Linked DNA regions of Homo sapiens: regions 1 and 2 are each linked to region 3. Evidence: chromatin contacts called from ENCODE Hi-C or POLR2A ChIA-PET data. All regions are on one chromosome and are shown on one strand. Each heading gives the region's core, a stretch centred on a gene start or an enhancer-like site at or near the end of the contact. The rest is flanking DNA. Distances are from core to core; before and after follow the strand shown.

Evidence for each region. A loop is a pair of places that touch in the nucleus more often than their neighbours do. ChIA-PET counts read pairs that join two places held with the same protein, here RNA polymerase II (POLR2A). Pooled maps may share reads with other maps.
Region 1: a pooled map shows a loop between it and region 3 (4-fold over the local background). The contact joins two enhancer-like sites. A Hi-C loop is called at or near these places in 15 of 37 single-sample maps with no recorded cell type and 12 of 50 pooled maps. POLR2A ChIA-PET finds 5 or more read pairs at or near these places in 3 of 52 experiments (B cell, HEK293T and OCI-LY7).
Region 2: a pooled map shows a loop between it and region 3 (6-fold over the local background). The contact joins two enhancer-like sites. A Hi-C loop is called at or near these places in 1 of 37 single-sample maps with no recorded cell type and 11 of 50 pooled maps. POLR2A ChIA-PET finds 5 or more read pairs at or near these places in 4 of 52 experiments (B cell, HEK293T, MCF 10A and 1 more).

The regions. Positions count from the first base shown.
Region 1 is chr10:88,115,500-88,118,199 of GRCh38, forward strand. No RefSeq gene overlaps it. Among named protein-coding and RNA genes, the nearest start is that of PTEN, 250 kb to the left of the region's middle. Within about 2 kb of position 1,257, at least 2 of the 41 ENCODE cell types and tissues checked have a DNase peak (open chromatin) inside an H3K27ac peak, as active enhancers do.
Region 2 is chr10:88,090,524-88,093,369 of GRCh38, forward strand. All of the region lies in intron 1 of LOC105378415 (a long non-coding RNA gene), which reads right to left. Among named protein-coding and RNA genes, the nearest start is that of PTEN, 230 kb to the left of the region's middle. RefSeq lists an enhancer at 1,272-1,321. Within about 2 kb of position 1,293, at least 10 of the 41 ENCODE cell types and tissues checked have a DNase peak (open chromatin) inside an H3K27ac peak, as active enhancers do.
Region 3 is chr10:88,192,848-88,195,547 of GRCh38, forward strand. All of the region lies in intron 1 of LOC101929727 (a long non-coding RNA gene), which reads left to right. It also overlaps a transcript of RNLS not described here. Among named protein-coding and RNA genes, the nearest start is that of PTEN, 330 kb to the left of the region's middle. Within about 2 kb of position 1,369, at least 3 of the 41 ENCODE cell types and tissues checked have a DNase peak (open chromatin) inside an H3K27ac peak, as active enhancers do.

The DNA.
Region 1 (2,700 bases), core at 7-2,506, 77 kb before region 3:
AAATATTCTATATAAAACACAGAACCATCAAGAGAAATTCATACCTCATCTGATCACAATCTCCTGGTTAACTTCCTTCACTGTGGACAGCGCTTGGCCTGCATATCCACACTCCTTTGCAGCCAGCAGCTGCCTCTTCTCTTGATGCTGCCTTTTCGTTGCCTAGCCAGGAACCAAGGCTCTATCTGCCCAAGGCTCTATCTGCTCTATCTTTAGAGAAGAGCCCTCAGATTCCAGGGAGCAGCAGCTCATTTTTAGTGAGGTTTCCCCTGTACCTGGGCTGGTCAAATATTCTCCCTCGGCCTTTTCTTCAAGATTTTTTTTTCCACTCGTGTGTGTGTGTGTGTGCATTCACACACATGTGCATGGCCATTGCACCCCACATAGAGCCCCAGCCTCATCCAAATTGCTGGTTCTTCTCTTCATTATTCTCTCTTTTTCTCATCCTCATCCTTCCTGGATTCTTCCAACAAATTCCAAATTTCTTTCCCATTTGGTATTTAGAAAACATAAGCTTGAACCACCAACTCAATACACTGTGAGCATCTCACAATTTCTCCAAATTCCTTGGGGATTACTGTCTTGTAATCACTCCTGGCTTCTAACTCCTGCTTTTTAAATTTGTGGCTCTATGCTTTCTGTTGTTCTAATCCATGTTGACTCATACCTGAAATTGAGCCTCTTCCCTGAGTTCACCAACACAAACAAAAATCCCCACTTATTCATGAAAGTTTGCAGAGAAGATTTTAGAGTAGACTTAAGAGGAGGATGGAGACGGTCTTATTGCAACAGCACACAGCCACATATGAAAATAGTCATCCAAGTTCTGCCTTCCCATCCCTGAGATTTTTCACTGGCCATTGCACCCCACATAGAGCCTCAGCCTCATTCAAATTGCTGGTTCTTCTCTCCAGCCTTCTCTCTTTTTTCTCATCCTCATCCTTCCTGGGTTCTCCTGACAAATTCCAATTTTTCTTTTTAGTTATGCGGAGCAATTCAACTCTTCCCTGCCTTTCTTTCCACATCTTGCTCTGGGTCCATTTTGCATATCCAAACTCATCAAGGTACGCAGCAGATTCAAAGGGTTTCTTATTTATGAAGAGCTGCTCTCCATGGAAGGCAATTGTGGTTTAAGCAGCATTTCCTTCTCCTTTGTAAGCAAGTTATTCAAGAAAAGGCCAATAGGAACTGATGCCCTGTGTGTCATCCAAATAAAGAATCCACAAAATACCAAAACTAGGAGTGGCTTTTCTGAGGACCTACTCATTGTCTACTTACTGTCTATTTTGAGAGGGCAAATGGCTCAAAGAATCCTATGAGCCACTGAAATCAAACTGACAAAGCTTTTAGAGTCACTTTGCCTCCATAGGGCAACTAAGAGCCCCTGAGCTCTGTTTGCCCTTCTACTGGGGGTGTCTTTCCATCCTGGGTGAACTAGCAGTTTTCATGAGCTTTTCTCAGCATGAAACTTATTAAAAACAAAACAAAACAAAGAAAAGAAATCATCTTTCCACCTTTTGCACTGGCAGCGGTAGAGCTGTGTTGGCAAGGGAAGATTTACTGGGCCTGGAGTTGTTCTTGGAGCAGGTTGCTCTGTGGAGGGAATCTAGGAGTGAGAAAGAAATCAGAGTCATAGAATGTGCCAGTGGAGGGGTCCTCAGACAGCCCACAGAGAAGCGCCTCCCTTTGTAGCTGAGGAATCCTAAGCCCAGAGCAGTGAAGCGACTTATTTGCCCAAGGTCACACATCAAGGCTGTGTAATTTATGGTTCATTGTTCAATCTGGCTAGGGAAGTAGGAGCCCCTTGGTCTGCCCTGGCTGCAGAAATAGGCCCACATAAGGGGTGTCGGGGCTGCTTTAGAAAACCCACAGCACTTTGAATCAAGGAAAAATGAGTCAATTGGTTCTTCTTCTTCATTCTTGAACTTTAAAAATCTGAGTTGCGGTTCAGTATTTGAGGTGGTATGTGCATTTGGCTGAGGGGGCGGAAGGTGACAGGGAGGATTCAGAAGATGGTGATTAGGTTCTTTGAGATGTCTGGGGGAGGAGGAAGAGCACGGAAGGAGGTGGGTTCCTCCCTAGTAGTGGAAAAAGAAATGTAAGTGGGTCAATTTGATGTCAGCTCTTGCCCTTCTAGACTGCAATGAAAAGAATATGCAGTCAAGTTTTTCTTTGGCAGAATGACTGCTATGTACACTGGAATCAGAGAAAAAAAATGTTGCATAGGATGGTTTGTAGTAGAGAATCTGTTGTGACCAATTTAATTCAGCTCAACAAGAAATTGTCAAGCAGTGATTATACACCCATCACAAGGTCAGATGTCTTGTGGGGAGCAGGAAGAAAGGCTCTCCAGTATCACTATATCCAAGACCTGACAGTCTTATTAAGAAATTGAGACCCACCTACATGGAACAGATAAAAAATTGGATTCAATAGCTTAAATGCCAAAAGTCTTGGTACCGAAAATGTGTATTCTGGAAAGTTATGAGGAAAGGGGTTGGGGGAGGGGTCATGAGGAAGTGAAACCTGAGCCAGAGTGAAAGCTGTTTGTTTTGGGGACTGTGTCTTCTTCTGTGTTTTCACTAGAGAGAGGCTTTGTCCATAATAGGTGCTCACTAAAAACCTCCTCAGTGATGGAGGGAAAGTAGGTGGGCAAAAACAGAAGAGAAGATGCAGAGGTGGTCCAGAGGTTTGCAGCTG
Region 2 (2,846 bases), core at 43-2,542, 100 kb before region 3:
TCAAGACATATTTGGTAGTTCCAGTCTCCTGAAAACTCAGGTACCAAATGTCATGCACAGTGACTGGAGAGACATATTTGGAAGTCAGTTTCAAGGCCCAGTAAAATGATATGACTGGATGAGATCTCCAAAGATGGAGCAGCAGAAAACCACTGTCTGAATCTTGCTTGTGCACACGCGTCAGGGGGTGGAAGGAGGAAGTGGACACAGCAGATGTGGCGTACTGGCTTGCGTGGTCGTAGTAGGGTTAAAAGGTTCCCAACAGAAAAGGGAGGAGAGAGAGCCAAAGTGGAGCACTGTTGCCTTCTGGATTGCCACTGAGAAGCTGAGAAGGAGCACTGAGAATAAGCCACTGAACACCGCAACTAGAAGTCTTTGGTGGCTCTTGAGAAAGCAATTTCAGTAGTGAGCGCATCAGTTTAGCAGGTGTTTGGAGTGAATGGTAATGAAATAAATAGAGGACACATAGACCAGTGGTTTTTTGAACTTGGCTTGAACACTGTAATCACCTGGAGGGTTTTTAAAAATTACAAATTCCTAGACCTCACATCAGACCTTATGAGTCAAATCTTTAGTTGACAGGCCTAGGAAACTGAGTTTTTGCAGATGACTTAGATGAAGCCAGTTTATAGTCAGCATTTGTGAACCCACTGGGAGGTAATAAAAGATGAGAAATAGGAGACACTTGAGGGGACGGTAGGGTTGAGGAAGTTTTCTGGGTAGTATTTTTTTCTTGTTTCTTTTTAGAAAACAGGAGACTCAAGCTCCTTTTCCAGGCAGTGAAGATATGAGTGAGACCAAGTATCCTCATGGAGAAATCAGCTCTAGGAAATAGGAGAGGGACCTCCAAGCCAGGTGGGTGAAATCAGGCCTGGGAAGAGATAGATGGCAAGGTGGTAGGAGGTGGAGATTAAAGTGAGAATTCAAGGAAGTGAAGGCAACTCCTGCAATCTTTCCAAATTAAGCTTTGTGTAGTCTTTGAAGAGTGATTCAATTCACCTAAGAACCTTGCATATTCCTCCTTATGACTTTGTTGAGCATATTACATGGCACTTTCATAATGCCAGCTACCCAGGAAATGCAGGTTATGAAAGCTTAGAATTATGAAATGACACAGGTTGTGTGGTTAAACATGAGCTTATCTTTTGAAAGTTTCTATTTCACAGCTTCTGAGGGGATGCACTGTGCATGACTTTTGGTACCTGAGTTTTCAGGAGACTGGAACTGAAAGGAAGAATTCACCAACTACCTGTTTTAGCCCCAGGCAGCATCATCAGAGTCATGCTTGGAGGTGGAAGGGAACACCCTTGTGGCTGGGCCCACAGAACATGTTGAAAACGAGTTCTCAGTATTGTGGCAGGAAGTATTGGGTCACGAGTCGCAACTCACACCTTTCTATAGCTGGCTGTCTCAGCTCTTTGTGAAATCTGGGTCTGAAATCACCTCCTTCTCCCTTCTTCCCTGTGTCTGCACAGTCCAACTGCCCTTTGTGGATTATCTTTGCATCTCGTGAAGCACATACCTAGCATGTTCTTATGATAGCAGTGTGGTCCAGATAGTGAATAACAACCACTACAGCCTATTGAACTCTTATTCTGTGCATTTTATCTAGCCCTTCTTCTGGAATGTGCCTCTGCAAAACTTCTGTTTTAACATCTGTGACAATTAAGTGATTTTTTTCATATTATAAAAAACAATACAACAAATATTAATAACAGTGCTCATTGTATGCCAGGCACTGTTTTAAGTATTTTATGTATCTTGATGCACTTAAACTTCAGAACCACCCTGTGATGTAGTTATTCTGATCCCCATTTTACAGATGAGGGAATTGGAGCTCAGCGAGCAGACATGTGGCTCCAAAATCATATAGCTAATGAGTGATGGGTCAGTGTACTGATACCGAAGCCAGAGCTGTTAACTCATAAATGATGAAATAGATTGAAATGTAGTTCACTAGAAGGGGAAGACATCTTTAGGAATTTGCTATTGATTCAGGTTGCTCCCTGATTTTTTAGCACAAGCGTGGCAAGGCATTCTTCCAATAACCTCAGCTGAAATGCCTGCTTGGAGGACTCAGGTGCTCCATCTTCATCACGTATGTGCTGCTTGGGTTTAGAAAAGCCAGGTGGATCAGTCCCTGAAGCCTGTAATACTTTCCATCATCTCACAGAACACAAGAGTGAGGCTGACCCTCTGCCTACATCTCAGAAAACCTGAGGGACAGAGAGGTCATTTATTTACTCCTTCAACAAATAGTCCATTTCTTGCACACCTCTCTGTGACTTGTCCTGTGTTTGTGGTGTAGAAACAGAGGCATGGGGTGCAGTCCCAGGAGAGGGTGCTCGCAGGAGCACAGAGAAGACTACTCAGGGTGATCCACCCATGCCAGATGGACATACATAGGAGGGCCCTAACCCAGGTAGTGAGATGAGCATGTGTTAGTTTTGTGAACTGAAGCTTATCCCCGATATAGAGTGAAACCTTAGATTGCAGACTTTCAGGATTCAAGGTAGGAGGATGGTACATTCCCATGACGGTAGGCTACAGGGGTGCTGTGACTGTGATTTCTCTCTTGCCCATGGAGAAAAGTGTGACAAGGGCAACAGCCCTGACAACTGCTTGGTGAGAGGAGAGCATGATTATCTGGCACTGTGCCAGCAGTGCTGTGCGAGCTGGGGACTGAGGATCAGGCTGACCTTGATTGGAGGTCTTCCCCACGATTTGCTAGCCGGGTGACTTTAGGCAAGGTATTTGCCACTCTGAACCTCAGTTTCTTTATTTATAGAGATGGAGACAAGAATACCTACCTTACTGGGTTGTTGGGAGAATTCATGAGCCAATGA
Region 3 (2,700 bases), core at 119-2,618:
CTACCTGCTAACTTTAAAGATTGAGAGTAGTTTAGGTGGTGGTACCCTGTTGAAGGAAGCAGTTTAAAATAAGTGTATATTGACATGGAGTTAGCATGGCTGGCTGCCTTGGTGAAAGAGCATGGACAACTAACCTACCTCCACTCATTCCTGACATCGAAGTATAGTGCTGGCTTTGTGAATAAGGAGAGGTGATCTTTGTGCTCCTGAGGTTAATGAGAGCCAGGAGCCTGGAAAATCTGGAAATTCTCCTTACACTCTTCACAGGACCTGCAAACAATCACATCTCTTACCTGTCACCCACAACTTAATGGTCAACAGGCCTCTAGAGAGCCGAGTCTGCAGGTGGAAAATGGGAACTGAGAAGAAGGGGAAAGGTGCAGCTAGACCCACAGAGCGAGTGTGTGCCTGCATGCCTTATTGACTCGCCCGAGAACTGTTTAGAGCTACGGGGATTAGATTAGGAATCAGAATCTCCCAGGATCAAGGACCTGGGTGGTCCTTTGGCTCCCCACAGAACAGAGTGCGAACACATTAGCCAAGCAGTCAGAACCTTCCCAAACGGGGTCAATTTCACTTCTCTCCCTCACATACCAATGAAACCTTCCTCTTCACTCATCTGGGACCACTATCCCCACCCCACCACCACCCTGTACATTTCTGCCTCTGAATCTTTGCTTGAATAACTTTGTTTCCATGTCTTCTGTCAAAATCATACGTATTTTTTAAGAGCAAACTCAAGAAATATCACATATGCTTCCCTGATCCTTCCTCCCATGCCTACCTAGTCTCCCTCCATCGGGACAGCCAGGTTCCCCTCTCCTATTTACTGTAGTTTCATATGCTGCATTTTGAGTTCATCTTGCTCCACTTTACATTATGAGTTTTGGGGTACACATGATCTCCACTCAGAAAATAATTTATTTGAGGGCAAGGACTGTGCTGTTTTTATCTATGTCCCTGGCCACATCTTAATGAGTTTGTGCTACAACAAAATTAGCTAAAACCAATTATTTAGACACACTGACCCACTACAATGTGGTTTTCTTAGTGTCAAAATTCGACATGCATGTGTCTATTAAGAGCTATTTATTTCGCATTGGTCATCACTACTCCTCTTGGCTAATTGTTTTGCAAGCACAGGTGATTTTTCTTATTTTTCTAAGCTTACTAAATATGAAATCACGTCTACATGCCTAATAATGGCATTCAAGACTCTCACCATCTGGGCTCAATATATCTTTTGGGCATGTGGAAATGGGGTGTAAACTCTCCAAATTCTCTTCAAAGAACAGCTGGGCCTAAAGCAGGATTTCTCAACCTCAGCCTGGTTGACACTTTGTGCTGGAGAAGGCTTTGTTGTGGAGGGGTGTACTCTGCATGACAGGATGTTTAGCAGCAACGCTGTCTCCACCCACCAGATGCAAGTAGCGTTCCTCACTGTCCCCCCTCATGCTGAGATTGTGATAGCCAAAAATGTCTCCAGATACTGTTAAATGTAGAGAGCAAAATTGCTCCTGGTTCAAAAGCACTGGTCTAGAGGTCTCCCATATTTTCCTCTGAGTCCTGGGACAAAGTGGCTCAAGCCTCCTTCTCTGATGACTCAGGTGATATCTCTCTCATCTTGGGCCAATCACAAATGAATATAGCCAGGGAGAGGCAAGTGCTTTCTGAAAAGCAAGAATAGGTCATGCTTTGTCATTCACTGGTAGAGTCAGAAGTAAGCCATAATACAAATGACTAAGAGTCAACCAAAGACAATCAGAAAGGTAATTAGACCAGTGATGTTCAAAGTCTTGTTTGTAAACCACATCTTCTGGAGAAATGATTAAAAATGGAAATTTTGCGGGTTATTATCTAGGTCTACTGTATTGAAATCTGGATTTTTAACAAACTCCCAAGGGGATTCTTATGCATCCAAGAGTATGAGAACCACTGTATTCAATAGCAATGCTTATTTACTTATCTTCAAAAATTGTTTATTTTGAAATAACCAGGGGCAGAATACTAAATAGTACAAAAAGAGGAACTAGGCTTTCATATAATAAAAAGTACTGTATCTTAACTTTGTTTTCTTTTTTAGCTTAAGTGCTTCCTAAAGACTAACACAATCCATATGTTCATGGAAAACAAAAATCCCCACCAGAATATGAGGTTGGTCAGGCATACTCGAGTGAGTCTGTCAAGCCCTAAGACCTGGTGGGTGTTGGATCCAAATTCCCTCTTCAACACAGTGTAAGCATCCAATGCATTCATCATCCCCTTTTCAAAATGCTTGGTCTGTGCGTCTTCTTTTTCCTGACCCTGAATGAGATATTTTTGAGACTTAAAAGGAAAAGTAAAAAGGAAAGCCAGCTTAGATAAGGTGCTCTTTGGCAAAAGAATAGGATAAAATGCATTGTAATTGCTTCTAAATTAGTTACCTTATCTGATTTGGGTCTGTCTTTTTATAAGCAAAGCTCAAAACACTTAACCCCTAGTTGTCCAGTTGTAGTGCAACTAAAGCCACTAAAGCTCTGAACCTAGTGAGTGGATAGACAATACTGCTTTTTGTGCAGAGAACATAATTTCACACCCCCCTCCTTTGCTACCCTCCATTGCCTGGCAACAATGCTGGGCACACCATGGGAGATCTGTAACTACTTGCTGAATGGAAGGAAGGGCTGAACAACCCTGTAGACCCTGTAGTTTGGGGTAAGA